2 separate regions of the Homo sapiens genome follow, and region 2 is linked to region 1. A link is a loop called in an ENCODE intact Hi-C map of the cell type or tissue named here. Cell type or tissue: prostate gland. All regions are shown on one strand. Links, peaks and the distances in the headings refer to the core of each region. The heading gives the core; the rest is flanking DNA.

The links. A loop is a pair of places that touch in the nucleus more often than their neighbours do. Peaks named below come from ENCODE experiments on the same cell type or tissue, not always from the same donor. Only the 100,000 strongest peaks of a DNase experiment are listed, where the experiment ranks them.
Region 2: a loop joins it to region 1, with 2.6 times the contacts of the local background. A loop is called at or near these places in 13 of 110 quality-filtered maps.

What each region holds. Positions count from the first base shown.
Region 1 is chr3:113,140,623-113,157,149 of GRCh38, forward strand. The region is part of intron 1 of NEPRO-AS1 (NEPRO antisense RNA 1); the gene reads left to right. It overlaps LINC02044 (long intergenic non-protein coding RNA 2044), which reads right to left. Exons shown (of 4, transcript NR_110823.1): 3 at 12,650-12,866; 4 at 1,728-3,713. Among named protein-coding and RNA genes, the nearest start is that of LINC02044, 19 kb to the right of the region's middle. In prostate gland, for the core only: no CTCF peak of the experiment used is centred there; a DNase peak (open chromatin) is centred at 7,949; H3K27ac peaks cover 3,205 bases.
Region 2 is chr3:113,254,958-113,271,484 of GRCh38, forward strand. BOC (BOC cell adhesion associated, oncogene regulated) reads left to right here. Exons shown (of 20, transcript NM_001378074.1): 5 at 13,342-13,488; 6 at 15,844-15,987. It overlaps LOC124909409 (a long non-coding RNA gene), which reads right to left and starts at 13,342. Exons shown (of 2, transcript XR_007096006.1): 1 at 11,135-13,342; 2 at 4,808-8,546. RefSeq lists an enhancer at 10,093-10,711. In prostate gland, for the core only: no CTCF peak of the experiment used is centred there; DNase peaks (open chromatin) are centred at 7,284, 8,244 and 9,484; H3K27ac peaks cover 673 bases.

The sequences.
Region 1 (16,527 bases), core at 3,973-11,972:
CACGGTAAAACCCTGTCTCTACTAAAAGTACAAAAATTAGCCAGACATGGTGGTGGGCGCCTGTAATCCCAGCTACGCAGGAGGCTAAGGCAGGAGAATTGCTTGAACCTGGGATGTGGAGGTTGCAGTGAGCTGAGATCGTGCCACTGCACTCCAGCCTGGGTGACAGAGTGAGACTCCAGCAAAAAAAAAAAAAAGAATAGGGGTTGTATTTAGTAGAGAGCCTAGCATAGATCCAGGTACATCATGGGAGATCAATAAGTAGCTTTTCACTGATCAAATGTAAACACATTACTGGAGAAGCTACTTCATTGCTCGGAAACTTCCTGAAACATATGTAGTGTTAGGTATACAATATCCTTGCCCATGCTGAGGTGTTAAAAAAAAGTTCTTCTCAAAGCCAAATGAATCATACTCCTGGTTTCTTCCTGTCTCAGTCATCTTCCCCTTTCACTATTCAGCAGATTAACCTCCGCACAGGGCCTCTGGCCACACACTCTCAGTCTCCTCTGGCCTCCTGCACCATCAGTTCCCTCCAGTCCTCCAGACTCATCAGCTGCCATGATGCTGCCTCTGAGATTTTCCTGCTCACCTACTGCTGAACCACACACCCAACCCTCCTTTGCTACAGTGGTCAGCCAACAACATAGCCAAGAAATTATGGAAGTTTTGTAGAAATTAAACTAAGGCGATGAACAACAGTGGTTAAAAGTAGAAATAAAATTATGTCATTTTGGCAGTCTGCAGACTATCTACTAGAATCCTTCTTCCCCTTCTTCCTGGGCACAGAGCACAGCTATATTTTCTGGTCTTCCTTACAGTGAAGTAAAGCCATGTAACTAAATAACTAAATTCTTTCCAAAGATGTAAGTGGAAGTGTTGTATACCTTCAACAGGTCTGGGTCAATTATTCTGTGTTCTTCCACACTCTTTATGTGTGCTGGGTGACGTGGCCTTAAGGGTCTGTAGAGCCACAGGGTCTAAGAAGCCATGGTCCCTTAACTACCTTGTGAAAGAGAGCTGCGCTTCAGCCAGGAGCACCTCCCTTGAGCAATTATATGAGAAACAAACTTCTATTGTGTTCAAACCATTATACATTTGGCATGTATTTATGACAGCAATTCAGCCTACCCTAACTAGTACATCCATTAAGTGAATGAACAAAGGTACAACTGTTACTCCACCCTTACTTGACTCCAGAGAAGCATATAATTGAGAAGGAAAGAATATTTGCCTAATAACAAAAGGGAAGAAAGCCATAGGTGAATGTGAGTTATATTTGCATAAAATAAGATTGAGAAACTTTGTGCAATGAAGGTTCTTACAGCAAAGACCTGGGTTTTTCATTGTGAACTGTCTCATTGGAACTATTAATTATCCAATGGATAAAACAGAATTCCTTGGGGACATGTTCCTTGTTGATTTGTGGGCCTTAAACATATTAGGTACTCAATAAATACTTGTTAACTAAAATTAAATCAAGGGGGTAAGAATCCCAACTCCAGCCTATTTCTAGAAATGGAGCATAGCCAATTCTTTTTCTTTTTCTTTTTCTTTTTCTTTTTTTGACGGAGTTTCGCTCTGTCACCCAGGCTGGAGTGCAGTGGCATGATCTCGGCTCACTGCATTCTCTGCCTCTGGGTTTAAGCAATTCTCTGCCTAAGCGCCCTGAGTAGCTGGGATTACAGGTGCCCACCACCACACCCGTCTAATTTTTTTTTTTTTTTGTATTGTTAGTAGAGACGGGGTTTCACCATCTTGGCCAGGCTGATCTTGAACTCCTGACCTCGTGATCCACCCACCTCGGCCTCTCGAAGTGCTGTGATTACAGGCGTAAGCCACTGAGCCCAGCCGACCAATTCTTATTAACAAAGTGTAATGTCCAAAGAAGGGAATCAGAGGTTGTAAGATCTTAAAGCCATGTCAGATGAGAAACATTGAGGAAATGTAAATGTCTAACCTAGAGAGAGAGAGTGTGTGTGTGTGTGTGAGGGGATAGAGAGGGAGGGAGAGAGGTACTGAGAACCACACTGTTGTTTAATAATTTGAAGAGCTGTCATGGGGAAGAGATGTATTCCACATTCCTTAAAAGTAAAACTGTAACTAAACTTCTGTTTTATACAAAAAGAGATTCCCAACAAGTACAGACAATGGAACAGGCTGCCTTGGAAAGGACTAAACTTCTCCTTACAGGAAGTACTTCATCCAGGGCTGGCTGCTGCCAGTTGGGAACATTATAGAAGGTTATCCTGCACTGAGTATGAAATTAAGAGAGTGAAATTCCCTTTGGAAGGTTCCAAGTAGTCCCAAGAGGCTTGTACTAATAAGGCATTCGGGAGACACTCGGTTCCAGGATCACCTGTGATTTCCAATAGTCTCTGTGCCAATTCCCAGTTGTTCCCACAAGGATGACTCTTTAGCTGGTTGCAAGAGGGAGGCACAAAGAAGTCTGGGAGAAAGGAAGCCATGTGCCAAGTCACAAAATCTGTTATCTGGTATTTTATCCAAAGTCTAGCTTGTGGGGAGAGGAGAGCAGCTGATAGAGATAGACAAAGCCCTTAGCCCCCCAACATCTCCCTTACTAAATTACATCAGTTTAATGGAGCTTTTAGTCTAGAATACCTAATAGAAAGATAAAGCCAATTTGATTACCTACATCTTATTCGTTTTAAGAGATCAGTACCTGGTGGGAAGAGGAAAAGCTAACTTCACCATATAGTCTTTATGAAGATCAAGCCCAGTTAGACACCAAGGAAGGAATGCCCGAAGTTGGCAGTGTGAGGGCTGGAGGTATCTGGGGTGCTGGGGAACTGAAGGAGTGGGAGGAACAGTGGTGAAGAGTTTTGCCTACTCTGCAGTTTAGCCTGAGGCCTTGGTGCATCTCTGAGAACTTTCTCTGGGCTGAAGACATTGCTTGCCAACACCCAAACTGGGATGTCAGGACTTGTTTATAAACTGCAAACAGCTCACCACAGCTTAGCCCAGTCTTCCAGTCTAGGCCAGTCTGGTCTCCTCAGGTTCAAGCCCAGGTCTCCTTATCCCTCTCTCTGGGAGAAAGAAGCAGAGAAGGAAAAGAAGGATGCTCTCTGTGCTAAATATCTTCCCATGAAGAAAGAGTGTATCAGTTGTCTATTCTCATGTGAGTCCAGTCACCGCCTCCACCCAACCCCAACAATTTATTCCTTCTGTGTTCAATATGAGTCCAATATGACTCTACAATTTCTTTTTCAGGGACTTCTGGAATCCATCTGCAAGGAATGCCAGCTGGTGGCTCTTAAATACCCAGAAACCTAACAAAGAGTACTGGACAATGTGGAAACTTAAGAAGTGGGACAACATAGGCACTACCAGCTATCGGGGTGTAAGAGAGGGGAGTTATGGGTGAATTGCATTCAGTGAAGGCTTCACAGAGGAAGAGAAGGTGAACCTGAGTCTTAAGATTTAGTTATACAAAGAGAAAGCAAGGGAATTTCAGGTTGGAAGGACTATGCAGGGAAAAGGGAAAATAAAAGAGTCTGTTGAGAGCCAATGTATGAGAGTCTGACTGGATGAATTCACTGGAGAAATTGAATACTCTGTACAACAACCTCTCACCACCTCCAGCCTCCAAGTGCCATGCCAGCTCCATCCATGGTTGTTTATGAGTCTCTAGACAGGGATGACCATTCCATGGTTGAAGCCGGTAGATCAGAGAAGGCACACGTAATGTTTACCTGCAAAGAATATGGCAGAACCTCTCATGAAGTTTTAAGATCAAATGGAGAAAAGTTGCCTGCAGAAAAGCATGATTAAATAAATTTATAGCTGGTTTAATCACTTGACCAAATTTGTACTCATCTCTTGCCCCCAGCTCTACCATTGTTCATGTTTTCCCCATCTCTGTGATGGGTTATTCATCCAGTGGAAATAAATGGTAGTGGGTTCTTAAAAATAAGTCATCACGCACAGCTTAGATTGTTCCTGGAGATTCCCAGGATATGTATTGTCTCATGAGGTACTTAAAGGATTTTTTAGGTCCTTTCTCCAGGACCTAAATGTAGGACATTTAAAAGCCATGGTTCTAAATGTTTCACATAGTACTTGGGACGTTTATATTTTCCAGTTCTAGAGTAGTGACACATTCTATTCAGATTGACATAAGGGTATCCTAGGTCATTTAAATAATGAATGTTTCCATTTAAACCAACTCATGAGGTGAGAATAAGAAATTCAGGCTGGGCACAGTGGCTCACGCCTGTAATCCCAACACTTTAGGAGGCTGAGCAGGGAGGACTGCTTAAGCCCAGGAATTTGAGACCAGCCTGGGCAACCATAGTGAGACTTTGTCTCTACCAATAAATTTTTAAAAATTATTCAGGTATGGTACTGCCCAACTGTAATCCCAGTTACCCAGGAGGACAAGGCAGGAGGATTACTCAAGCCCAGGAGTTTGAGGCTGCAGTGAGCTATGACCATGCCACTGCCCTCCAGCCTGGGTGACAGAGCAAAACTCTGTCTCAAGAAATAATAATAATAATAATAATAATAATAATAATAATAAGTTCAAATGCCAATGCCACACATAATGTTTCTGCCATTGAAAAATATGACTTATGCTGTGTTTTACCCACCAACACACTCTGACTCACACAATTAAAGTGGTTGACCTACATCTGCAAGTCCATGTAAAATATATGCAAATGAGAAGACAACAGTGAAAAGAGAGAAAGGAGACAATTGATCATAGAACAGAAGGAAGGGTGGGAAATGTCTTTTATAATTCATCAAGACACAAATAGAGATATCTCGTTTTTTTTTAAGGCACCAGATCTACTGAGAAATAAATAAAAATTGAAAATATATATATAATCTAAAGGACAGCCTGGATATGTGGAACATCACGACTCAAAAAGCACCAAACCAGCAGAGTCCAGCAAACAAATTGTAAAATGCCAAAGCATCCTTTCTTTGGCATCACTTTGAAAGGTTGAGAATAGCTTTCCTCGCAGGTCTTGAAGAATAAGGACCCAGCAGCAGTCTGACCTGGAAGTTACAGTAGGGAGATGTAAGAACTCTTGAAATCCCTTCTCTCCCCAGCATCATGAGAGTTCTGACTGAGTTTATGAGATCCATTTTTACAAATCACAGGAGCGTATGAACTGTGGATGATTAAGGAGAGTCTTCATTTCTGAAAGACAGATGCTTCTGTGGGCAAGATGAGGCTGCCCCAGAGCTGCAACAGTTTGAGCAGAAATTTCTTCCAAAGGGGAAAACATTTCCACTTTTTGTTTCAACATTTCACTTTTTTTTCCGAAGTTCTTAAAACAGTAGTAATTATTGTTTTTCTAAGGGAATGTTGCTATTTTTGTCAGCATGGGCTTTGAACTGCTTTGACTTTTTCTCTAATCTTGCTGGCACAGTAAAGTTGTTGCTGCGTTAATGTAAAGGGCGAACATTTTGAATAAGATAGAAAAGCACAAAAGAAGACCTCCTTGAGATACTACCGAGACTAGAGGTTGTCTTTGTTAGTCAGATGTTGACAGTGCTCAGGAGCCACTCCAGCACTTAGGGGGGTGTCATATGGTAGCAAGACAGGTACTTGTTTCCAATCGAAAGATAGGAGTGACAGCATGTGATCAGATAAGAGGAAGGGACTCAGTTGAAAGGAGAGGGCTTCCATCACACTGGTTATTGTTGCCCCCTCTTGGAGCTTTGCCTGAGTTCAGGGGGCCTGTGGACCTTTCTTAATTTATTATGTACCAGTGGACTGGGTAATCAGGAGAAAGCTGTCCATTAATCCAACCATAAGTCCAAATATAGTCAACATTTTCACACATTGGCCAACCTCAATGGACAATGAAGTCTACAGGCAGCACTTAACATTTAAAAAGGGACGTTGAAAAGCACTTAACATTTAATCAGATCAAATGATTAAAATGGCTTGAAAATCCCCTAAATTGTCCTTAAAGAACATTATTATACCATTGTGTGAGACCAAAATATGCCACCCCAAAATATGAAGGATTGTTGAGCTGATGGTAATTAAGAAGAAACAGATGCAGAAAAGCTCTCTGCCCTTCCTCTATTTGCCTAAAAGCAGGACATAGATTTACAAAGACAATAGGTATCCTGCACCCTATCACCCCACTTCTACCAGAGAGAACAAAGGTTAACCACTAAAGACAGCTTGGAACTCTTATAAACCTGGAGATGGTTCCAGAGCAATCTACACAAACAAGCTTTACTAACCAGCCTTTAATTTGCCTTCCTCCAAGTTGCCTTCCCTAGAGACTTAAAGTCTTTTTCCTTTGTCTTGCCACTTCTTTAAAAATTTACTGTTCTTTGAGAACTATTCCCTGGGTATCTCCCATGTATATATAAAATAATGCATATTAATAAACTTCTGTTTGTTTTTCTCTTGTTAATCTGTCTTATGTTACAGGGGTCTAGATAGGGTTCCCATCTAAGAACTTCTGAAAGTTGAAGAAAAAATTACTTTTCTTTCCCTACACCATTTTTCAACAAAAGCAGCGTAACTTGTTGTGTGTTTTCCTTCAGTTGGGTAGGAGATAAAGTAGTGAACTTTTATGTAAAGGACAACTTTTTATTTAAAAAAATTCTTGTTTCCTTAAACATAAATTCACCGATATTATGAGATCTATCTGAGAACCAAGACCAAAGAAACCAAGGGAAGAGTAGATTCACATGTCTCAGCTCAGCTCACCTAACATTCTTGCTCATTGTGTTAAAAGATGGGCAAATCATCCCTACTCTTTAAATGGTGTTCTCTCACTCTCTCTTGCTCTCTCTTGCTTTATCTGGCCTAACATATCATTGAATTCATATCAATTAAACACAGAACTTTACTCCACAATTCATGAACATATCCTCTCCAACTCACCAAGAGCCTAAGAGAAAGCTAGAAATAAAAAGACACAGAGCTTAAGCCTCAGGACAAATTGGCCTCTGGAAAGTGCCTTTGCATTTGGCTGCTGTCTTTCTAAATGTGTGCCCCAGATTCCAGCCCTATATTATCACACTTTTCCCATTTATGATGCCTCCTCCACCTTTAAGTGTTCTTTACACAATTCTTGGATGAGACTTTTTGGTCCAAAGACCTTGAGAAAGAAGGAAATACAGATTTATGGGAAAGGGACCTGGAAAATCTCAAACAGACACATCTTTATTGCAACCGTCTGAGTCTGTGGGAGAGAGAACAGGGCCCAGAAGGATCAGCTCTGAATTTGCTCCAACTCTAGACTTCACTCCCTTCTTTCCAAGCTCCCCACTCAGGCCAATATTTTAATCTTTCAATCTCTCTCCCTCCCTCATCATCCCCTGTTTATTCACCTTTTCCATTCCCTCGTCTCATTTTCTCATTCTTTCTGATTGCCCCGCTCTCTCGCACTCATATCCCCTCGCGTATCATCTTTCTGTTGGAGCCTGCACTCATGGCCTCCTTCCACGAGCAGCAGGTTTGAATCAGCTCCAGTTGAAAATGAAGGCAGGAGGTGGGGGTGGAGTGAGGCCAGGAGGGGAATAGCCACTTTCTGATGGCCAATGTACAGTAAGCACAGCCCTCCACCCTGCCTCCAGGCTGGTCCCTGCTGTCGCTGTCTCTCTGCCCGGACCCCCCACCACACACAGGTATGTACAAGAGAAAACCTAATAATCCCCTGCAAGGAAGAGGCCCCCATCCCCAATAAGGCAGCTGGTTTCCATTAGATGTTCCAAGCCCTATAAATATTCTCTTTTCTCACTTATCTCTTATTATTTTTCCTTTCCCTTTCTCATGTTCCCGCCTCTGGATTCCCTCCTGGGAGGAGGCCTAAATTAAAACGGGAAGGCTTGCCAAGCTTTGCATTAACCATCCTGTTATGCCCCAGGCCCCTGGCTGAGCACAGCCCAGAAAAGAGCTTCTTGTTTGTCCAGTTTGCTGCTCCCCACACGGAAGGCTGACATGCTCCCAGGAAGGAGGAAGGGTTGAGCTGAGCCTGAGCTGGAGGGTGTGGCCAGAACCATCTCACCTGCGTGCTGTGGGTTGTGTTCCTGGCTAAGCCTGTTGGGTCCTCTGTCAAGCTTGTCTTGTCCATAGCAGTGGATACTGTACAGTGTCTTGGGCACAGCTTTGGAGGGCAACACTCTGGGGTTCAGATCCCAGGTCCTTTGTTCACAGAGAATCTGACTTCAGGCAAGTTACACAACCTTTCTCATTTGTACAATTGTGCTGATAACACCCACCTCAAAGGACGGTTAAGAGGATGAAAATGAGGTAACTAATGGGAAAACATTTAGCTCAAGGTCTGCAGGTAGCAGATGTTGGTGCTCTTCTCTTGCCCCTCCCTGTAGGATTTACTGTTGGAAAACCTGCCCTCCTCCTCCACCAGCCTCCCACACCTTGCAAACAGTTAACTGAGCAATTACAGAATTTAATTAACTAGCAACTACAGACTCCGAATACCCAAGGGCCTGACTTGGGGAGCATACAAATGTTTACTTTTTGTTCTCTCTCCTCCAGCCTATTTTAAGATAAAGAAAGAGGCAGAGAAAGAGTGAATATAAAATCCCTAAATTAGAACAATGTTTACAATTTTTAGTACTTCTTATAAACTAGGCAGCAAGAAGCTATGTCATTGTTGAGCCAGTGACCCCAGAGCAAAAGTTCCTCCAGGGGTGGGGGAGAGGGAGGAACTTAAGCACCTCATCCTAAACTGAGGTAATTAAGAATACAGCTACTGGGGTCAGACTCTCTCTGGACCTGGACTCAAGCTCCAACTCTTCCTAGCTGCTGGGCTCAAACAAGTTACTGACCTCACTGTGCTTCTTTTCCTCATCGTAAATGAGGCTAACAACAGTACTGTCAGAGGCATTTGAACCAGAGAAACTCCATCTTGAAGAGGAGCTGGGTAAAATGAGGCTGAGACCTACTGGGCTGCATTCCCAGACAGTTAAGGCATTCCGTGTCACAGGATGAGATAGGAGGTCTGCACAAGATACAGGTCATAAAGATCTTGCTGATAAAACAGCTTGCAGTAAAGAAGCCTGCCAAAACCCACCAAAACCAAGATGGCGATGAGAGTGACCTCTGGTCGTCCTCACTGCTACGCTCCCACCAGAGCCATGACAGTTTACAAATGCCAAGGTGTAGTCAGGAAATTATGGGGAGGCATGAATAATCCACCCCTTGTTTAGCATATAATCAAGAAATAGCTATAAAAATGGGCAACCAGCAGCCTTCAGGTCTCCTCTGTCTATGGAGTAGCCATTCTTTTATTCCTTTACTTTCCTAATAAACTTGCTTTCACTTTACTGTATGTACTCGCCCCGAATTGTTTCTTCAGCGAGATCCAAGTACCCTCTTTTGGGGTCTGGATCAGGACCCCTTTCTGGTAACAGTACTACTGACTTTATAGGGTTGCCACAAAGACTGAATGAGCTAATATAGTTCACCAACTTTGAATAGTGCCTGGCAGAGTAAGTATGCAGCACATGTTAGTCATCCTTCCCATTCGGTCAATCAGTCCTAGTTTCGTATAGCCTTGCTCCTCCATCATGGCCATTCCCAAACTGGCCCATGTGCATGGACAATCATACAGCTGGGATTTGCTCCTCCCACCTCTGCATGCTCCTCGGACGAATTCTAGCCACTTTGGTGGCTCTGCGTAAATTCCAATCCTCACCGTGGAACAAACTCTGGAACCTCCTTAACTAACTGGCCTTCCCATGAGGGATGAACCTTTGGGACGCCATGCACTGTGCGTAGGAGGGATGTCTTTCCTGTGCCCTGGACACCCACAACCCATCATCCTCATGGCCTTCCTGAAACCAGAGCCTTCGTCTGGGAGTGCAGCCCATGACAAGCAACAGACATGACCAGCACAAACAGAGCCAAAAATCTTCAGACTGTTTCAGGGAAACTGCAGTGCTTGTCTGCCCTCTCTGCCTGTCTGTTGGGCTGAGAGTGAATGGAGGGTACTGTCCTCCCAACACAGAGGCAGGTATAGCACAGAATCCCAGGACCTTAAGTCCACAGAATTGAATCCCCTGTCCTCTGCACATGAGCCAATCTAGGCTAATGGCACTTCATAAAATGACTATTTTCTGTATTTCTTGTTAATTTCTTTGCCATATAAGTCAGCCTTGTCATACACTGTGGAGTCCAGCTAGACCTGGTTCTGTCACTTCCTCAGTGATGGACATTGGTCAAGTTTTTTAACCTCTCTGAACCTCCATTCATTAACCTATAAAATGGGGCTAACAAGCTTACAGCTTTAAAGATATATCTCATCTTCCTCAATAGACTTTAGCCATGGATGTTCACCTTTATGACTACTTATTCTGCCATTTTACTACAATTTGATTCCACTTCCTTTCATTCTATCCTTAGTGCAGTCAGAAAACAGCTGGTCACCATCATTCCTATATGTAACTACCTTCCAGAGACCTGGAAACAGTTAATAAATCATTCTTCAGCCTCTGAACTTTAGGCTAAATAATGTCAATTTCTTTAATCTTCATCCCAAGATCCTATCTGAAAATCTTGAGTAATTTTATCTTTGTCTTCTGGTCTCTCTAAAAATTAACACATCAGATTTCAGTGCCTCAACGTGAATATATTATTGTAACAAGGGCCTGGTAAAAATTTGGACTGTTTAATTCATCTAATTCATCCTCAGCTTGGGGTGCCCACTAGTATCCTCCCTATCTTTTATTTTTGCATATAAATGTTGGATCACTCAAACATGAAACAGAGAAGAAAGGCCAGTGTTTATTCCTTTAAGAAGGCAGTCGTGCAACTTGTTAAACTTTATCCCATTTGCTGGGGTAAGGGAGAAAAAAAAAGAGAGACAGGGAGCTACCAAAAGGGACTCTGAAGGAAATCATCAGAGTAAGGAGAAAAGCTCTTAAGAGATGTTTTTTGCCCTCTGAACTTTTCTTGCTCAATTCTGTTCTCCCATGGTGACAGTGCAGCTAATATAAGTCTGTGCTCCACTGGGCCCCTGCTGAGCCAGGCTGGGGTAGGACAGGAAATTACCACTCAGAAAATAAATGACCTGTCCCAGAGTCTTCTGTTAATGAGTCCAGGGCATAATAAATCAAGGTGACCCAGTCTCAAGAAACACAAGCCTGTTTAAAAACAAAAAAAAAAAAAAACCAAACCCCGAAGCCCCAGAGGTGAAGAGGAGGAGAAGGGAGAGAGGGGACCGCAGGGAGTCCTTATAAATCACACCCAAACGAAACTAGTGCAGATGTTTTCCAGTTTCAGGCCCACTCAAGAGGCAGAGAATAGACGCATGTGGAAGTGAATGGAAAGAGCTATCTGTTTTGAGGGAAGACAGGAGGCGGCCAGCTCAGTGGATGGGGCCCCTCCTCTCACTCAGTGTCTCAGGCATTTAGTGGCACCGTCTGCAAGCTCTTTTTTAATGTTCTTCAGGCTGTCACGGTCCACTCTGCTTTTTCACCTCTCTGGGGTCTCCCTGTAATCAGCATGGCAGGAGTGTCTGAAGAAGGGTGAATGCCTAAATCCTCTTGGTGGAGAGAACCAAGAGCCTCTTGTCAAACATGGGTCCCAGCTTTCTACAGTAGCAGGCCCCTGTAAAAAGAGAGGTGTGGGCAGGTAAATCATGGGAGGGTCTTCACTTATCAAGTATATTGGAAGCTCTCTGAGGGTGATATCTAACAAGACAATAGAAAACAAAAATGTCAGGCTGGAAATAAATATTCCATTACATGGTAGAGAAATAAGGGGCTGTAGATCTAGGGTGAGGTATAATATGAGACTCAGTTACTTGCAGAGGGCTTCACGGGGAACCAAAATATCCTAGTGAAATGGGTGTCACTGGCCGTGTTTTACAAATGAAGAAACTGAGGCAAAAAGACGGAATAACAATATAGGCATTTCTAATGCACTTTACAGTTTGTAAAGGGTTTTCACAAACATTATTTCATTTGGACACTGCCCGGATAGTAGGCTGTTCTTCTTTTGTTATAGATGAGGAAATCTGGGATAAGAAAGACTTTTAAAACTTACAGAGCGAGACTCCGTCTCAAAAACAAACAAACAAACAAACAAAAAACTTCTCCAGGTTACACAGCCAACATGTGCAGGAACTCGGGCCCACACCCAACTCTTAATTCTAAAACTGTTGTTTTTTTCTGTTCGACCACAGCTATTTAATATTTGCCAGGGTTCTATGATGGGCTATAGGCTGATAGAAAAGGATGCTGAAAAGGAGGATAAACTTTAGCAAAGGTCTATTATTGCCTAGTTTTTTGTTGTTGTGGTGGTGATTTGTTTGTTTGTTTGTTTGTTTTTTAGTCCTCTTTACCATGCTTTAATGTTTAATGTTTAGTAGCAGCTGGTAGGTAGATGAGTGGACAAGAGGAAACTGCAGCCAAAGATGTTTTTACCATTGTTCTATGATGTAAAAACCCATCATTCAGTTATTTCCTTCCTTCCTTATAAGCACGGCCTTCTCTGCTCATTCTCTTTTATTAGCCATCATTTTTAAAGAAGTAGCAACACAACACAGCTTTTTAAAAAATTATTTCCTATGCTGAATTCAACTCCATCATATACCACCACAAGTTAATATAACATATTATATTTTTCAAAATTCTTTCATGTCTGTTACCTTCTCTGAACCTCTTAATCAGGATTGTAATTTACCTTGAAGAAACTTAGACCAGGGTGACTTGCCCATGATCTCTCCACAAGTTAGAAAGTAGATCCGTCCTCCTTTCCTGGACTGCCTCCAAAACAACACAAGGAGGGAGACACGGTTTTCCATGTTGGTTTTCTTCATATTACCCTAGTTCTGCAGTAAGACAGATATCACCTTCTCCCACCAGGACTCTCCATGAACTATTTATGTCAGCTCTTCTTCCTTTTGAAATAAAATAATGAGCATTAGTCTCGAATCCAAATAGGAGGCCAAGCATTTGCCCATCCACACAATGTCCTCAACCACAATAGGAAGAGGCCACAGCAGGCTGCCTAAAATAAACCAGAATAAACCCATAGCTTTTAATTGCCCAGAACCTAGATCTGTAGAACAGCAGACACACCCATGAAAATTACTAATGTTCCAAGTATTTTAAGTCAAATAGTAGCCTTCTACCAAGCCAGACCATGGCTTTAGGTTTCCCTTCCTTGTTTTTTGTTTGTTTTTTGGTTTTCGGTTTTGGTTTTTACTTTGTTTTCCGTTTTGGTTCTGCTCTGTGAGTCCAAATCTTTCATATTCAGATGTTGACTCTCAGCTGGGTGCCCAGAAGCAAGACTCCCAGTATGTGAGCTTTCCAATGAATTCTGCCATGTCAGTCTTCTATTATGAAAGTCAGTCATTCATTCCACAAATGTTCTCAAATTCCTACTATGTACCAGTGACTGTGTTAAGTACTGAAGAAGATTGAAACTTATGTTTTATACTAGCCTTGCCATTAACTAGCAGAGAGACCTTAGGCAAGACCTTCCCTCTTTATGGACATTCCTGCCTCTGTAAAATGAAAGTATGGCTTGTTTGGTCTCCGGGTCCTTTCTGACCCTGCTGCTCTACAGTTCATGGGAATCTGTGTTGATGAAGTAGGCTTGGATACAGCACCTAAAAAGAAGAATGTCCTTTTGATATACTAGTGCAAATAACTGGCAAAGGAGGAGGTAGAAATGGAGATTATATTTTCCAAGGAAATCAGATTGCAGATTGTAAGTGTGGCTACTGAGTTTTTAAATTCCATTTTATAGGTCACCAAAAAATTCTCAAATACAAGTATGCATGTCAGCTCATGCATAATATTTTTCACTCTTTTGTTTTAACTAACATTGTTTTGTATATACATTCTGTGTATCAAAAAGTGCAGTCTCCTCTTTTTTTTTCTTCTATTTTTTTGAGACAGAGTCTCGCTCTATCACCCAGGCTGGAGTGCTGTGGTACAATCACTGCTCACTGCAGCATCAACTTTCTGGGCTCAAAGGATCCTCCCATCTCACCCTCCTGTTTAGCTGAGACTACAGGTATGTGCCACCACATTCGAGTAATTTTTTTTTTTTTTTGGAGACACAGAGTCTCACTATGTTGCCCAGGCCAGTCTTGAACTCCTGGGCTCAAGCCATCCTCCCACCTCGGCCTCCCAAAGTGCTGAGATTATAGGCAAGAGCCACAGCACCCAGCCTTTTATTTATTTATTTATTTATTTATTTTTGATAATAATAAAATAATTTTTTCACTAACTTATATAAGTTTGTTTATATTTTCATTTCTTTCATTATTATTGGGCTGATCTGTTTTCTATGTGTTGAGTAATTTTCTGTATTCCCCTGTTTGAAGAGTTTATTCATGTCTTTTGACCTCGTGTTTAGTAATGTTTGAAAAACATGTTAAGGTTTATGTAGACCAAATTCTTAAGCACTGCTGATATTAGGGATCTCCAAATATGAATACATTCATCATGAGGGTGGTGGGGAGTTTTGTCTTTGTTCATTGAAGTATTCGAAGCACTTAAAATAATGGCAGGTACACAGTAAAGGAGGTGCTCAATACATGATTATTAATATGTTACTACATTATCATTAATATTTATGAGATACTTACAACATGTTGGGACAAATATGAGCACTTCAAATTTGCATTGGATAATGAGAAGAAAATAAGGTCAAAACAGCAAGGAAAAAGAAGTTGTTTCTCACTTTAGAATTTTAAAAAATCTACACAAGGTGAAGAAGGCAAGGTAAGAAGCTGCTAAGGAGTCCTTTGAAGTAATGGCTGGACACTGCCAAAACAAGACACAGGTATTGGACTGTGCTGTGCATATGAATATGTCAGACTAACTGCAATATCCCAAGACGAATTTAATTCAAGAAACAAACATTTTCGGCCAGGTGCGGTGGCTCACGCCTGTAATCCCAGCACTTTGGGAGGCCGAGACGGGAGGATCCCGAGGTCAGGAGATGGAGACCATCCTGGCTAACATGGTGAAAATGCGTCTCTACTAAAAATACAAAAAAAAATTAGCCGGGCGTGGTGGCGGAAGCCTGCAGTCCAGCTACTCGAGGTTGAGGCAGAAGAATGGCAGGAACCTGGGAGGCGGAGCTTACTACTATATGCAGGGACTGAGCTAGCCACAATATACATATTAGTGTATACAACACAGTCCCCACCCTGGGCAACATGGCGAAACCCCAACTCCACAAAAAAATACAAAAATAAGCCAGGAATGGTGGGTGTCGCATGCCTGTAGTCCCAGCTACCTGTGGTCTGAGGCTGAGGGATCGCTTGAGCCCGGGAAGTCATGGAAGCAGTTAGCTAAGATCGCACCACTGCATTACTGCATTCCAGCCTGGGTAACAAAGTGAGACGCTGTTTCAAAACAAAAAGCAAATGCACAAACAAAAAACAGTCCCCATGTATCCATACGATGGAAAAGCATTCATCAAGGAAAAAGACTGAACTACTGATACATACGACAACATCGATAAACCTCAAAAACCGCATGCTAAGTGAAAAGTGAGATAGCAAAAAAATACATAGTGTATGATTCCACTTACATGAAATGTCCAGACAAATCTTTAGAAAAGAATCTACAAACTTACATGAAATGTTCAGACAAATTTATAGTAGATCAGTGGTTGCCCAGGGCTGGGAGTGGGAATGGGGTGACTGCAAATGAGTGTGAGGGATCTCTTCCAGCTGATGAATTATTTTAACACTAGATTGTGGTAATGGTTGCACAACTCTGTAAATTTACTGCAACACCATTGAATTGTACACTTAAAATGAGTGGATTCTATGGTGTGTAAATTATACCTCAATAAAACTGTTTAATTAAAAAAAAAAAGAGAGAGTGACAAACATGATCTGTGCACTCTCAAAGCAAAGCAAAGTCCCCAGAGCAGACAGACAAATAGAATACTATCTGTTAAGGGCTGCCACTGGGATGAGCCCAGGAGCCAACAGGAGCACTGGGACACCTAACCCAATCTAGGGGCTTAGGGGAAGTTTCCCAAACAAGATGGTATTCCAGGCAGAATAAATGGGAAGTGAGAGAGCAGGAAAGGCACCACAGTAAGTCAGTGACAATAGTATTCACGTCCTGGGAGGTGATGCTGAAGCCAATGGCCACCTTGATTTGAGTTTACCAGGTTTCAGAAGAAGTTAAACACTGAAAATACTTTGTATATTAATTATAACTACCATTTATGAAGCATCTTGCCATGAGTCAAGAACTTTACATTCAGTAACAACAATCCTGCAAGACAGGATTACAAATGAAGAAATTAAGGCAAAGAGAGGCTATGTATGAAATACATACTTAGTATGAAATAACAGAGCTGGCATTCAGACACAGGCCTGAGTCTAAAACTATGCTTTTCCAATCCCATTGTCTGCTTTTACCACCACATAGACACATAACTATTATGGGATATGAAATTAATTAATTAATGGCCTCTGCTGAGAAGAATGTAGGTTTTGCTGATGTACTCTAAAGAATTCGTAGAATTCATCTGCAAAGAGTTTTGCAAATGCAGTTTGACAGGGTCTCAGAACCATGGCC
Region 2 (16,527 bases), core at 2,765-10,764, 110 kb after region 1:
AAATCAACTGAAGAGTCTCACCTGCACTCTCTCCCTCCCTCCACCCCAGGTTGTCCTGGCCATGTGGGTAATGGCTGCTGCATGCTCTGTGGAGGTGCCCATCTCGCTGTCCTCTGAAGAGTTTTTTATTTCCTATTTAACCTAAACTTTAAAAAAAAAAGAAAAACTTTCTTGCTGCCAATGCCCTGCTTCAGATCATCTTGTCTAATTCTTGGTTTTTGAAATGCTTTTAACTTTGAACTCCTTCCTTTCACTTCCCTTTCCCTTTTCACAAGCCTCACACCAGGCAGCCAACCGCTCTACACAGCTCAGCTGTTCCCAGTCTGCTCCTGAACCAACAGCAGACCCTGCCAGGGAGCACTCCACTCCTTCTTACTGGACCCTGAGTTCCACCTCAGGCCTGTTCTCAACACAGTATGGCAAGGAGTCACAACCGACTCATCAGAGCTGGCAGTGGAAAAGCTGTTCTCAATCCCTTACCTCTAACAGTCAACCATTAATAATTGTTTATTTTTAACTTTTAAGATTTTTTGATAATTTTATTCTCCCAATTCTCCCATCATCCCTAGGTCCCACTGGTAGCTGGAAATAAAACAGGTGGTAACCAGGTAGCTACCTATAATTCTAAACTTGGGAATTTTAGTCCTCAAGTTAATGTGAAGTCTTAAGCTGCAGCCGGTATAATTGAGAACAGATCGGTCACCGCTCCTTAAGGCCTCCTAGCGCCAAGGCCAGGCATATACTCCTGAATGGTCCTGTCTCTGGCATCAGAGATCAGCAGGCAAGGTGGCTGACAAGAAAGGAAGGAGTCCCCCTCGCCACTCAACCTCATGAATCTCTGACTTTGAGAAAATGTCCAAAGTGACCAGGGGCCCTTTGTTACCATAATTTAATTTAACCCATGAATAAAATGAAGGGCCAAACTGGTATAATGGAAAAAACAAGAAGCTAAAAAAAATTTTTAAATTCTGGGTTTAAGCCTTAGCTCTGCCATTTAAGTGTTCCATGACTTTGAGCAAATCACTTGGTCTTTAGACTGACTGCCACAGCTGTGAAATGAACACAGTAATTACATCACCAGTCTCATGGGTTTTTTGAGGATAAATGGGAGAATGTATAATATTAGTATTTGAGAGCATTTTAGAAATCCCAGGCTTTATTTGTTCGCCCATGTGGTTGTCAAACATTTCTGGAGTGTCTCCTTTCTGGAGGCTCTAAAGCCCGTGTCCAGCCCTGTACTGCCCAGTTCCATTCTGGGAGTGACCCTTAGGAAGACAGTCCAGAGGGTGGCAGAGCTTCCAGTCATAACCAGAACCAATAGAGGGCTGGCTTCTTATAAAGAGAGAACTAACCCATTCCTGTGACTTTCTTAGTTCCTTATATACATGTGCTCTCTAACTCAGATTCCCACCCCAGCCGCCTTCAGGAGCAGCCACGGTGTCATGGTGCATTGTCAGTGTAGCCCGCAGAGCTGCTCACTGATGCTCCTGTGGGTTCACTGCTGCCCACTCAACTGCTGCCGTATACAGACAGCTGTTGTTTTGCACTGACAGGCTGGGCTGACCCTGGCCTTCAGCATGGTGAATCTTACAAACAGAAGCTATGTCTCTTTGCTCAGCTCCCCTAACCGCTAATTCCCATCACACACTTCACTAAGGTCACCTAGGTTCTGACTGTGAACTAGAATAGTCCATAGTCCATTAAGGACCATTGTAGCGATTTCTTTCTTAAAATATTTCTAGCTTCCTTTATCTCTGTATTAGGGTTCTCCAGAGAAGCAGAACCAATAATACATATATGTGTGTGTGTGTGTATATATATATGTATAATATATTTAATTTTGTATATGTATAATTATATATTATACAAAGATTTATTTTAAAGAGTTAGCTCATGCAGGCTGTAGATTCAGGTAAGAATTGATATTGCAGTCTTAGGGTAAAAGCAGGAAACTCAGGCATATTTTCTGTGTTGTGTTCTTCTCTGGAAAACATGTCTTTGCTATTAATACCCTCAATGATCAAATGAGGCCTATCCCCACTAGGGAGGGTAATTATTTTCTCAAAGTAAAAGATTGTCTAGCAAAGTTGACACATGAAATTAACCATCACAGTCCCCTACTGTCCACCTGAAATACACCACCTGCCTGGAGTTCTTTTGGAATATGTCTCTTTGGAGACAATGTGAAGAAATTAGATTCTCCCTAAGTCCAGCTCCCAGAATCATTAATGGCACCTTTAGACGGAGATGTTTCCACGCTGCCAGGACAATGGTTATTCCTTAACCTTTATGGAGCCATGAGCTCCATTCAAACCTCTGGATGCTTTGGATTTCAACCTTGGGTGGAGCTGACCATTGGAAGATGCAGACACAGAGACCCTGTTGCCCCAGCCCCTACCAGAGATGCATTCACTGGTTGCAGAAACAGCTTCATGAAGTCCTCTCACCTTGGCAGAGGCATATTGTTTGGATTCTCTTTGGCCACAGGTGTCTCAGAGCAAAATTGTGGTTTAATTTGGGCTATCTTATTAAGACTATCCTTTCCTAATTTTCCCCTAGTCTTGATTTTTAAATATATATATAAAACCTATGTCTTGATTTTTTCTCAAGATTTTTTTTTCTCAACTCCTCTGTGAAGTGTAGGGGTGGAGAGGATGAGAGAAGAAACAAGCAAGCAAGAACTCAATTAATAAAATAATTTATCTTTCATTTCCAACAGTCATTATAATTTTCTTCCCAGAATATATTTTCTTACTACAATTAACAATCTACCTCTTTAATTTAATTTTGTCCTCAATACCTTACAACTTAATGCATTCTATTTCTAAAGGCTTCTATTAAATAAGGCAAGACCAAAATTCATGAGTCCCACTTGAAAAACAGCAAAGCACTCATTCTCCAGTGCTGACTCCTATATTTGGATGTTTTGGAGGTTGGTGCCCTAAGAATTGGGAACATTTAGAATTTCTAACAGAGCACAGTAAGATCTGGTCCTGGCCATTGAACATCTCTCAGTCTAATGGAGAAGGTGGACTTTGTTAACACATTAGTCATAAAGCAAGCCAGCCCCATGAGTTGCCCGCCAGAAATGTGAACAGATTTTAATGGGAGCTCGGAGGCTAGCAAGGATTCATTTCCATTTCAGGGGATTGCGGAAGACTCAGCAGTTGAGCCTTGAAGAATGTGTACAAGACAACCTTGATTTTTAATTTCTGAGTCCTCACATACCTTTCTCAGACCTTTAAAAACCAAATTCAGCTCTTAACATTGTGTATTCAGACCTAGGCCCAGTTCAGTTTCTCGGATGGCACCGATACTGCCATAGAAAGTTTTATTTCCATAGTGAGATATTTCCATGGTGAGCTCAATCGAATTCTTAATCTAGCCACCAGGTGATTGTCTCTCTCTCTCCATCCTGTTCCCCGCTCACCCCATTTCTTAACTGTTTCTCATCTCTTTTCTCTTTGGGTATGAACATTTTCTGATTAAGAAAGAAACTTAGAGTGTTTTTTCCAGTACTCCCCACTTCCGCCCCCGTCTGGTTCAGTTAGCCAGTGACTCCCTGACAAAACAGGAGGAGCCATTCGCTCCAAATTGGAAAAACATTTATGTGTTGGCTTGGGCATCAGGGAATCCTGTACAAGCTTTTTGCTTTGGGATGAAGGGATGGCAGTGAGAAGGGTTGTAGGGAAAGAAAACACAGGTGGCTTCCTAAGCTGCCCCAGGAGGGGAAGGAGATTTGCAGCTGGGGCAGAGTGTGAGCCTGCTTTGGCTGGGAGAGACAGAGACAGCTCCACACAGGGGAATGGAGTTGGAAAAGGAGAGCCAGCTTGAAATTTAGTTGTTCCATACCATAAGTTATGTGTATTTTACTTTGACACTTGGGCAAGAAAATTATTGAAAGATGGCTGAGATCTAAAAGGTGCCTGAGCAACTTGAGCATCTTAATAGGAAATGAATAAGGAATACCTTATAGCTTTAGGACAAAGTTACATCAACGCTTTCTGTTTTCTACTGGATGCAGGCAGAAATTAATAGCTCACTAGAATTATCCCTGATATTCTGGTGAAATCTTCAAATGGCATTGGCTACACTAGTCCTATTAGCCCTGGTGCAAGTACCCAGACAGATCCGTGGTGTAAGTTCTGCTCAGAGCATCTTGGCAGCAAATGTCTGCCCCAAACAGCCAGGAGTCCCATTCTATATTTATCAGAGGTCACTATTTACCAAACAGACCTCAGGTTCATAGTGCATCTTCTACCAAGGACACCCTTAAGGACTCTTAACCCACTCCACCCTTGTCCTCAATTCATTCTTTGCACTCACAGCCAAATGCTTAAATACAATACTGGGTTCATTTTCTAAGCTAAGAGAAAAGGGAAGGGCTGTGTAGTATGTTGATTCAGTGAGCCAAAACACAGTTTGAGGAGCCTTTTGCACCAGAAGCCAAGGGAAAGATTGATTTGCCGGCTTGAAATCACTGGACTCCTTTAAGGAGCATGGTGCAAGATGCTTTCTTTAGAACAAAAAAGAAAACCAAGAGAGCAAATGAGTCCTTGGTTCCCTCATTTTTTAAAAACAGCTTCACACCTCAGCATCCCCTGTTTCTCGTGTGTGTGTGGAAAAGTTGAGCAATTTCTACTTTGACTTTGTTTTTAGACTTTCAGCCATTTTTGGAGTCTGGTAATAATCTTGAGCTCTATAGAACAGTGAGTCTGTCCTGCAAATAGACGTAGTGTTCACATCCAAATTAAAGGATGATCACTTCATAATGAGAAAAAATGTAAACAAAAGGAAAAAAACTTGCTGAAGTAGAAACAGCATTTATTTTCCTATAGGGAGAATTGTGATTAATAGTGAGGTGCTTACAGCCTTTCCCTCAGGCCCACTTTCCATCGCGCACTTTCTCCTAGCTTTCAGAATGGTGGTCCCTCAGCTGGCAGCATCTTCCTCTCCATCTCCGTCCTCAGAAAGTTCCCACCTCTGTTGGGTTACTAATTCCTTCTCAGTTTTCAAGACTCAGGTATCTTCTCTAGGAATGTTTCTTGACCCCTTCAACTTCCAAGTCTAGAGTAGGTTCTCTTCCCGGCTTCCTTAGTACCTTGGGTTTGCTTCCACAGCCCTTTCTTGCCTCTCTATCTGGAGGGTAGGAACTGTTATTATGCATCTGTGTCCACAGTGCTGTCCACGGGGCCTGGCACACCATAGGCCTTCTGTGAATGTCATGAAAGAGGAAGACTCCCAGATAAAACATGTTTGAGGTCTAGAAGATGAAAAAGGGCATACACAGGGTAAATTAACAATTTCTGAATTTCCTTTTCAAATTCTGATATATTTAAAGTTTTCAAGAAGTATATAAGAAAGGATAAAGCAGGGACTCAGGATACAAAGAGGTTGAAGATACAAATGGATTCAAGAAAGACTTAGAAAAATTGATGAATGTCAGAAGCATAAAACAACATTGGAAAGAAACTGAGATGTTTGGAGGAAATTCTGGAACCTCAGGGAGATGCCAGTGAATTTGGCTCCATGACCTAACACAGGGGTCCCCAACCCCCAGGCAGCAGACCAGTACCGTTCCATGGTGGTGCATGGCCTGTTAGGAACAGGGTCACACAGCAGGAGGTGAGCGGTGGACCAGCAAGCATTACCATCTGAACACCACCTCCTGTCAGATCAGCAGTGGCATTAGATTCTATTAGAATAGAATAGAACAGAACAGAACAGAACAGAACAGAACAGAACAGAACAGAACAGAACAGAAAGAACAGAACAGAACAGAACAGAACAGAACAGGTTTTCACCATTCAATAGAATAGGGTTCACCATTAGAGGGTGAACCCTACTGTGAACTGTGCATGCGAGGGATTTAGGAGGTTGTGCGCCCCTTATGAGAATCTAACTAATGTCTATTGATTTGAGGTGGAACAGTTTTATCCCAAAACCATCCCCCCCAGTCTCCCCACCCATGGTCCATGGAAAAATTGTCTTCCATGAAACCCGTCCCTGATGCCAAAAAGGTTGGGGACCACTGTCCTCACATATACCTCAAGGGGCATTTTGGAGTGGGTGGATGGGATTGGTGCCACCGAGGCTGATGGGAGTATGCAGTTTCCAGGTGTGTGGGAAGAAAAAGCAGGCCCCACTGCCCCGTCTCTCCCACCTGGAGTTCTGTTCATCACAGCCACACCAAAGTGCTCATCCCCATTCTTTCTCTCAGCTCCTCAGCCTCCGCTTTCTCTCCTCCCTCTCTTCTTGCACAGGCTGCCAGCCCTTCCAAAGCCTGTGCCAGGATCCAGCTCTGGCTCTGATGAGTCCAGACCACCAGGACTCACATTAATTTTCCCACTGCTAAGTTTATAGTTTGTATTTGGTTGATCAGAGAAATATGTGTGATGTGGGTTGCTGGCAAGTAAATCTTTTTTTCCTTCTGCTCTTTCTTCAGTATATTTTTTTTCTAACTATTTCATTCCTTCATCTAGTCCAAAAGAAACTCCCCAGTTCTGCTAACCAGCCCTACCTCAGAGCGGCCCTGAAGTCGGGTAGATGAGATGGTCTACAGACCAGACATCTGTGTTCATCTGGCTGCCAGACCCAGTGGAGACATGGCTCCATCCTTGACTTGTCTTTGAGGATTAATCGCATTTCTCGTTCTCTTATGTCTTTTTTAAAAATGAAGTATTTTTAATTGGTTCAAGCCAAGAAATTCCTGAAGCCTCAGGCCAATTCATTGCAAATCATTTAATGACATTGCAAAATAGGTTCTTTTTAGTCTCTCTCCTTCTTCCTCTCCCACTCCTCCCTTCTGGCCTGCTTTCCCCTCCTGCCCACCCCCAGATTTCTCTCTCCTGTCTTGACTTTGATTTTCAGCCCTCATCCCCCAGTCTCTTTCATCTCTTCCCCAATCCCAGCTTTCTTCCACTGCTCAAATCTGGGTGTAAATCCCACCTCAACTGAAAGGAAAAGAAAGAAACAAGATTTAACAACTAATGTGCTTGGCATCTACAAAGGTTTGTTTTTTTTTTTAATTCTTCTTCTTCCTCCCCATGGAAACTGTTTTCTTTAAATAAAAAAGAGCATGCCTTGCTTTCATCAGAAAGTGTGTTTGAGAAATTTCATGTCATGTTTCCATGGTTGTCAGGAGAGAGCTTGGGAGCCAAAATTATTTGTGCAATTGGACAGGCAGAAAAAAATCCCAAAGACAGCAAACATATTTATCCAGTCTCCCTGCCTGCAAAGGGAGGAGCAGTACTCACTCTGCCAACTGTGTTTCTAAGTGTCTCTGTAGATTACAGTGTTGACTTAGGCTGGAGTGCTGGTGGAGGTGGTGAGGACTACGCTGGAGAACACCACGCTTGTGAATTATTGTGTCCTGCCTTGTCTATGTGATTGAAAGCTCCCTGTGGTTAGGAGCTATGTCTTTTCTTCTTTGTATTTTCTGCAGTGCTTGGCATAATAGACAATTCTGCAGCACCTGGCTTGCTAAATGAATGACTCAATGATGACCAGAGGGATGGTATTTTACCAAATGCTGGTTTTGTCCCGCTTTGTGGGCTGCAGGGGGTCTATGTGCCAGGGCTAAAATACTTAGTCACTACCCCAAATGCATGGCTTCTGAGATGCCTGCCCAGCCCACAGTAAACCCCAACCACTCACCAGGTGCCAGGCTTTCTGACCTCATGAGAGCACAATGAGGCTCCAGCCTTCTGTTTCTGTAGTTGTCCCACATCCTCAGCAGAAAACTGCCATGGCGTTTCACTTGCAGATCATTTTATTTCAGAGGAATAACCTTGGGGTCATGCCAAGCTATGGTCCCTCAAGTGACTTGGGGGTTGAGAATTGTGTTGGGACTTTTTGTCCATCAATGAAGCAGTTTGGGACACAGGAGAGCCCCCATATTGTCCAGGGGCAACATAGTGAGGAGTGTCAGGGACCCTTTGTCTTCTCAGACTCTACAGCCAAGTCTGTCTGATAGCCATGAGCCAGAAGCTCAACCAGAGAAAACTCTTAGTGACTTTACTTCTCCTGCACCTCGGGTGTCTCTCAAAAAGGGACTGAGGTGCAGGGAAGGACCAAAGGATCAGCATGCCACTGAGTAGTGCTCCAGTAGAGCAGAATCCTTTGTGCCTTGTAGCATTAGCCACAGATGCAGCAAGCTGCCACAGGGACAAGTTGAGGCTTGGAGGTTGTGACAGTTGGGGAATAGAATTATCCATCAGTCCAGAAACCTGCCAGTGGCCCTGAGGCTGCTAAGTCATCCTGGCAGCATTGCCACATGAGCCCCATGCGGTGCCCCGTGACCTAATGGATCCCATCCAGACCTCTGTAGAGGAATGCAGGCTTGTCCTGTGATCCCCAGGAACAGGCAGGAGGGTAGGACAGGACTGTGCATGAGAAGTACCTGCAGGGGTAAAAGGCCAAAGTTTCTTTAAGCATTCAGCAGAGCTCATGGATATGGGGATATTGGTAACTCCATGAAGCATCCAGCGGATGGTGGCGTCTTACTTCTCTTCTTACTTCAAACAGAATCGAACTTCAATTTGCAGCTTAAAGGAGAATGCAGGAGAAGATTGAATGAATAACTCCCTTGGAAGTGATTGATAGGTTTATGGATTACACCTGGGGCATTTAACTGAGACCCAACACATCCTGTAGTTGGACACGTAAAGTCCATGAAAATTGGGGGATAAGCTTACAATTAATATTTGACAATTTGTGTTATGAGAATGCATGAACATACACCAAATACTGTAATTTAATTCATAGCTCTGCCAAGCCTTTTATTAATAAAGGAAAGATAGAGACTAGAAGGTGGTGAGAAAGAAATTCAAGAGACATTCAAGATAAAATGTGCCAATTTGCGGTTTCACATGTGATCTGCTGATGGCAGCCACATCTATGTACCTTTGACAGTCTAATTTGCTTTCTGTTTTTCCCATAGCCAAAAGGGTCTGTGCCTGATGTGCCCTTTGAATGTGAAGAGAACACAGAGTACATCACATGATGTGTGTCTGAACACATCCCTGTAGCCTCTGTGTTCAGACAGCCTACAGAAGTGATGTATCAGAGTGTACGTATTCCCTTTGGAAACTGAGCTCCCAGAAGGAAGGAACTGGGCCGGGTTCTATATGGAGCCTAAAATATCATGGGCTTTCTCAGAAATCACAAAGCTCTGTGACAAGTAAATAAGGTCAGTAAACTCAGAGATGGCCCCAAAGACCAGGACTTCTGACCTGTTGGGAGCTGAGAAACAAAAGTGGGTCTACTAGCGTTTGATTAATGCGGACAAGTTAATGAAGTAGCTGGAAAATGCACAAAGAGAGGATGCAAAAGAAGGGTGCGAGGGGAGGGAAGGTAAGAGGATTAAAGCTGCAAAAACATTCCTCTAATGGATTTCTCAAACACACCAGCCAACAGGCAAGGGCAGGTGTCCTGTCAAACCATTTCCCCATGAAACCTGATCCATCTTTCTGCAGCGGAGGCCTGCTAACCCTATTTGTAATTGAAGGGCCTGTCCCTTATTTCCAGTGAAGCACACTGAGCAGCCTAGGGACTCGGCCAGGAAACCAGCTTTGCAGACAAAGGGGCCTGGGAACAGGCTGGTTTCCTTCATATGCGCCAGCTAGAGCTCCTCTCTGCATCTGCCCCATCTGATGGCTGGTTAGGCTCTTATTGATCATGAACTCCCCACCCCTCCCTGGCCCCCTTCCTGTCCAAAAACACTAGAGAAAGGGGTCCTCTGATTTTCAGATCATTCATCACTTCATTATTCTGCCTTTGATCCCTTAGTGAAACTCAAGTTTTACTCAAGCAGCCAAATTGGGAGTGTTTAAGCTAAGGCTTAAGCTTAGGAGGCACGGGGGGAGGGGGGATAGAGGGTAGGAGGGACAGGGCCAAGGACCGAACTGCTGCTTATTTGTTTTGAAGCCAGGAAGGCTCGCCTGCCAGTCGCCCCTTGTGGGGAGCTGGATGTCCAGCTGGGGTGCCCTCGGTCCTGCCTGCACAGGCTGTTGTGCACATGTTGGCATCAGAACAGAGGGGCTGTCTGGCCGCATGGCTGACCAGTGCCCAGCTTCATGCTCCCCCACTGCACAGCCTTCTGTCTCCAACTGAGCAGCTGTCAGAGGGTGCAGCAGGAGCCAAGAGGGGATTAAAAGAGACAGTGTTTTCTACCACTGGGTTGCTGAGGTGGGTGCCTGGCAGAGTGCATGCTCCCTCCGTGCCTGGATAAGCCCTCAATTACAATGGGCAGGAGCCTGGGGCCATGAAGATGGAGATGGCATCCTGGTGCCAAACTCCTTTCAGTTCCTTACATCTTTCTTGCAAAATGATCTGCTAGCTTTAAGTATATTCTTTGCTTAAGGCAAATTTCCTTGGAATGAGGTGAAGAAAAGGAGGAGGAAAAAAAAAAAAGAAACCTCTTGGTGGAGTAGTTTGGGACTTATTCGACCATGGAGGAGAGTGCTTCACAGCGCCTGAGGAATTTTCCAGATGCCCCTGAGCTCACAATCACTCACAGCTCACAATCATTCACAGCTCGCTTTGTGGGGAGCCTCCTGACTTGGCAGGTACAGGGCGCACTGGCCTGAAGGAGGATTAAGGCCTTTGCATTTTTTAAGTGAATTGCTTTCAGAAAACAAAGTTACCGATGTTTAGCTAGAACATGTTGAGCTCAAGCAATTCCTTTCCCATAGTCCAAACCTTCCTCTTCTCTGAGAGAAAACTCATTAGCTATCTTGGCTGAGAGGCTCAGCCAGGACTGGGCTAAATAATTTGTGGGACCAAATGCAAAATGAAAATGTAGGGTCCCTTGTTGAAGCATTATTAAGAATTTTCAGATGATGAAAGCAGAGCATTAAACTGGGTGTTACCCCATCAAGTGCAGAGGCAGGTTGCACACCCATCAAGCTGGCCTTGGGCTCAGCCTTCCAAACTGTATTTATTTAGCAAGGATTTAGAAAGCATTTGCTGTATCCTCAGTACTATGCAATAGAACTTGGGGTTGGGGTGAAGAGTGAAAAATTAATAGGCTTCTCACCAGGAATTTATCGTTTAGTTAGGCTCAGATATCACACACAAAACATTAAATAATTTTGAAATCATTATTTAAAAGCCCAGGAGGCCCTACACTTACCCACAGGAAGGAATCTATGAGAGATCTCGCCTTGACCCGCAGGCATCATGCTTGTTCAGCCTGGAAAGTGAAATGGGGCAATAGAAAGGAATCAGACAGCCAATCTCTGTTTTTTGTTAAGTTTTGTGTGTGTGTGTGGGTACATAGTATGTGTGTATATTTATCAGGTACATGAGATGTTTTGATACAGGCATGCAGTGTGAAATAAGCACATCATGGAGAATGGAATATCCATCCTGTCACTGTTTTTAACACATCACTCCTTGAATAGCATGTATTTCTTACAGCACATTTATTAGACCCATTTCACTTCTTTCTTCAGATCCCACATAACGTCTCAAGAAACATTGTATTTGCAAAATAGCTTCCATTGGCCACACTTAGATATAATGTTCACAGAACATTTGTTATGCTAGGCTCTTGTCTGTTTGTTCAAAATGTAGACCAACTTCAACTATGAATTTATGAGTTCAACTATGAGTTTCTAGGCAGCATAATGGGCATCTTGTACCTAACTCGTGGGGCTCAGCTTCCAAGATATTCATTCGTTCATTCATTAACATTCATTCATTTATTCATTCAACACTTGCCAAGTGTGTACTTGGGCCAGGACCTGGGTTAGGTTCAGGGGACACAGACAGGAACAAAACTCGGTCCACGCCCCTAAAGAGTTCATAGTCTAATATTGTAATCAAAGGGACATCAATCCTTTCACAGAAACAACAGGGCTTCCTCCCCTGTGTTGGCTTGAATTGACTAAGAGTTGCTGGGAAGTTCCATTACGTGGGAAGCCTCCTGACCTCACTGAGTACCTTAATCACCAGGCACTCCTAGGGTGACACCAGTTTGTTTTTGGTCATTATCTCTTGTCTTCTGTGAGAAACCTGATTCCAGCCCTCTCTGGGTCTCCACTGGAAACAACAGCAGAGGCAGGTGCAGTCTTGCAGTGAAATTGCAGTCAGTCCCAATGCTGTCAGTCCCGGGAGCTGAGCAGAATTTGGTGTGGCCAGTATTCGGAGAAGGTGCCTTCAGGGCTTTCTGAGTACCTTTAAGAAGAGAGTGTCTGGGTAAAATATTTCCATCTGTCTTATACTCCATTAGTTTTATTTCTCCTCTTAAATTCAGCTATAATCCTGAAAACCAGATTTCCAGCTTGGAATGCATGCAGTTTTGTTGTGCAAGTGGTCCCTGTTTTACTCAGCAACATGAGTGATTTGTCTCATACAAAGAGAGATTTGTTGTTTGGACTCTTGCATTGTTTGGGAAACATTCTGCTTTTATTCTAGATGAATCTCCATGCTCTCCCAGTTTAGATCCCATGGTGCCAAGCCAGGAGAGATGGCTATGGGGCTGCCAGAGACCACAGTCTCATGTTAGGACCCTGGCTCCTCCATAGTCCACTGCCATTAAGCCACCCTAGGGTGCTGCCTGTTGTCCTGGCAGATTCCTCTTTGTCTTAGAAAACCCTTAGGGTATCCAGAGTCCTGCCCCCAGCCCCAAGGAAGGATCCTCCGTGAAGTGGGGTGTGGCTCCTGAGCAGCAAGAATCAGCCTTCTGGTTATAACCATGGCCGGCAACCAAGTGGAATCTCAGGCCTGTTACTTGTCATCGTGGATGCCTAAGGAGAACCTGGGAAGGCTGTTCTTTTTTTTTGAGACATAGTCTCGCTCTTTTCGCCCAGGCCAGCGTGCAGTGGCGCGATCTCGGCTCACTGCAAGCTCTGCCTCCTGGGTTCATGCCATTCTCCTGCCTCAGCCTCCGAAGGCTGTTCTCAATCAACTTGGAGAAAAGACATGAGCATTCTCTTGTATCGTTCCCTTCCATCTCCATTAGTTGAGCCTGCTGACAGCTCTGCTAGGACATTTGTACTTTGACCCCCCCCCATTTCTGGGGTGTAAGCAGAGCCAACTTGCCCCCACATCTCAGTGTAACAGATGGTCTGAGCCAGAGGCACCCCTTGATGGGATTCTCTCTGCACCTTTCCCCAGCTTGTATATACAAAGTGAACCCCATCAGTGATGAGGGCCCCACATTCTTACAAACTCCTGTAGACAACAAGGGGCTGGAGGAAGAACTCGGAGGATCCCCTGATATCCCCCTAGGTGTGAGCTTTGTCATGACTGACAACACCAAGGCACAAGCCCACCCTGAAATGTCACACTTTTGCTCTGCTGTCCTCCAACCAGCACCTTCCCTTCTCTTCACAGATCTCCAGGACTTCAAGTTAGATGTGCAGCACGTGATTGAAGTGGATGAGGGAAACACAGCAGTCATTGCCTGCCACCTGCCTGAGAGCCACCCCAAAGCCCAGGTCCGGTACAGCGTCAAACAAGAGTGGCTGGAGGCCTCCAGAGGTGAGTGGGCAGGAGCCCAGAGGCCAAGGCTGAGGCCAGAAGGGAAGCTGGCCTCCTCCAACCGCTCGCTGCTCAACAAAGCTAGGGCAGCTGCTGCTGTCTCCCAAACCCCCCTCAACATGCCAGCAGCCCTGTCCTCATGCTAGCCAGCTGTCCTCCTCCCCTTTTTTTCCTTTTAAGAGACAGGATCTTGTTCTGTCACCCAAGCTGGAGTGCAGTGGCACAATCAGAGCTCACTGCAGCCTCCATCACCAAGGCTCAAGAGATCCTCCTTCCTCAACCATCTGAGTAGCTAGGACTACAGGCACACGCCACCATGCTTGGCTAACTTTAATTTTATTTGTTACAGAGACAGTCTTGCTATGTTGCCCAGGCTGGTCTAGAACTCCTGAGCTCAAGCAATCTTCCCGCTTTGGCTGAAATTACAGGCTTGAGCCACCATGCTTGGTCATGTGTTCTTTCTTGATATTTGGTCCTGTAGGGTCCCAAAGCAGGTGGCTTCCATTATGGAAGTCCTCTGTCTTAGCATGAGGAATTTCTTTATCCTTTCAGGCTCCAGAAGATATTACTGAGATGCTGCTGTTCCATCCAGGCTCTCAGCACATGGTTCTGCATGCTGCCTGGGGAAGCTCTGTGCCTCCAGGCACACACAGGAAGGCTGCCTAATAAGCCCATTCATGGAGCCCCAGGGTTCCTTGGCAGGAGGTGGAGCTCTTCCCCATGCAGCAGAGCAATCTTTATAGTGGACTTCATTTTTCCCTCTCCCCGTTTGCATAGTAAATGCAGTTATCTCAGCTGTCACAGCTCCATGCTCAAGCCACAGTGGACAGACACGGCAGCAGGTCTAGGGAAGCCAAGACTTGGTCCACAGAATGCCAGAGGGGAAGGGGTTGTCCCCGAAGTCAAAGACAGCTTCTTTTCACAACTGACCCCATACTCAAGGCCAAGTAGACCTTACTTGACCTGACTCCACAGCTCAAAATGTACACCTTTTAACTGCTTGAGTCCAGGAGGCTAAGGTTGTAGTGAGCCAAGATCATGCCACTGCACTCTAGCCTGAGTGACAGAGTGAGACTCTGTCTCAAGAAAAAAAATATATATATATACCTTTAAAAATATTCTATAGATTTTAAGAGTTTTTATCAACTCTTTCTGGTTATGAAAGGAACATATGTTCATTATAGAAAACTTAGAGAATACAGAAAACTGTTTTCAAAAAGGTAAAACACCTAATCCAACCACTCAGAACTAACTGGAGACTAGGGGAAGAAGAGCATTAATCCCTGCTGTCCCCAGCAGAAGGTTGGCAGCAGCCTCTGGGAGAGGCCTGCCTGTCCCACCAGGGCCAAGGGTTTCTCCCACTCCATCTGGCACTTGCTAATAAGCAGCTCATACCTGGGTGGCCCAGCAGCAGGCAGGCACCAGGCTTGGCAACAGCACGGCTCTCAGGAGGGGCCACCAGGGCAAAGCTCAGCACTGATGGCCATAGCTTTACCTGCCAGGAAGCCAAATGCCACCCGAGTTGCTGGGGTGTCCAGGAGCTGTGACTCTGCCTCCTAGCTACAGAATCTGAACACCCGTGAGGCACCATCCCAGGGCACCTGTGGACCAGGAGCAGACAGAGCCTAACAGGCCCCTGATGTGGAAGAAAGGATTTCAGTGGCATTCATGGGGAGGACAGTGGTTGAAAGTCAGAATATTCCTCTCCAAGTAGCAGAAATGCAATAATGAGGCGATTCCGAGTGATGGCTATGACTGGTGGGAAGATTTGCTCATCATTTGGGAAGGGAGAATGATGGGAAGCTCCAAAATCAATTTCCTCCTTCCTGGAGGCTTGCAGGAATGATCTCATCTCTCATGTGTGCAGCCTGGGCCTCTCAATCCTTACAATAGCCCTGAGGCAGCATACATTAAGCCTTTTTACAAATGAGGAAACTGTATCAGAGAGATTAATTAACTTGCCCAAGATCACACAGCTAATACCCAGCAGACCCAGAGTGTGAGACCATGGCTGATTCCAAATCCTGCTTCCTTTCTAGCCTCCCTTAGCTCCCTTTAAAGTATAAAATGCTCTTCTATTGACCTATGCACTAAGTTGTGGCAGTTAGTCAGTCAGCCAGTCTGTTAGCTGGTTGGTTAGTTACCTTTTCTCTCTGGCACTCTGTCCTGCTTGTTGCAAGGTTTTATGGGGAGAACGGCATCTTAGGCTTTGTCTTGTGGGGACTCAGGTGGACATCAGCTCCTAGTGCCTGCCCAGCCTGTTCCTCTCCCTCCGTGCACCTCTCCTTTGTGGAAGCTGCAGAGTGAAGTATTCTGGACCCATCCCATCTTCCCCTGGCCCTGCCCTTTCCACAGGTAACTACCTGATCATGCCCTCAGGGAACCTCCAGATTGTGAATGCCAGCCAGGAGGACGAGGGCATGTACAAGTGTGCAGCCTACAACCCAGTGACCCAGGAAGTGAAAACCTCCGGCTCCAGCGACAGGCTACGTGTGCGCCGTAAGGCCCGGGCCCACCTGCTGGGGGATGGGGGATCACTGATGGAAGGGCTCACAAAGATGGAAAGGGAGGTAGATACCTGGAGGTGCCACATCCAAGCTCCAGTTCTGTGTGCACTGGCTTTGGCCAGGGGGACAGCCAGGGGTTCTCAGCCAGGGATTCTCTCCCCTCTGGCCGGCCTCAGGGCCAGCATCTCACAGCACACAGCACCAGGCGACTGCCTGCTGCCACACCTGCCTGATGGGAGGTTTCCTTCACGGTTACTTTGCGATTGGGATGGGTCAGAATGTGTGTGCTGGGACAGGACGGTGGGTCTTGTCTCAAGCTCAGCAGCGGACACAGCATGTGCCTAGAACAGATGGCCACGTGGGAGGCCTCCAGGCTGCTGTTCTGCCCTATATGAGGTCCCTGGGCCTGCACTCTCTGCACTGATGAGGTGTGCCCTGCACCACCCTCTGGTGAGCTTCCGGGAGGCCCACATGCTCTCAATGCACAGGAAAACAGCAGCTACCTTTCTGTGCGCTTGCCTGGATCCCTGCC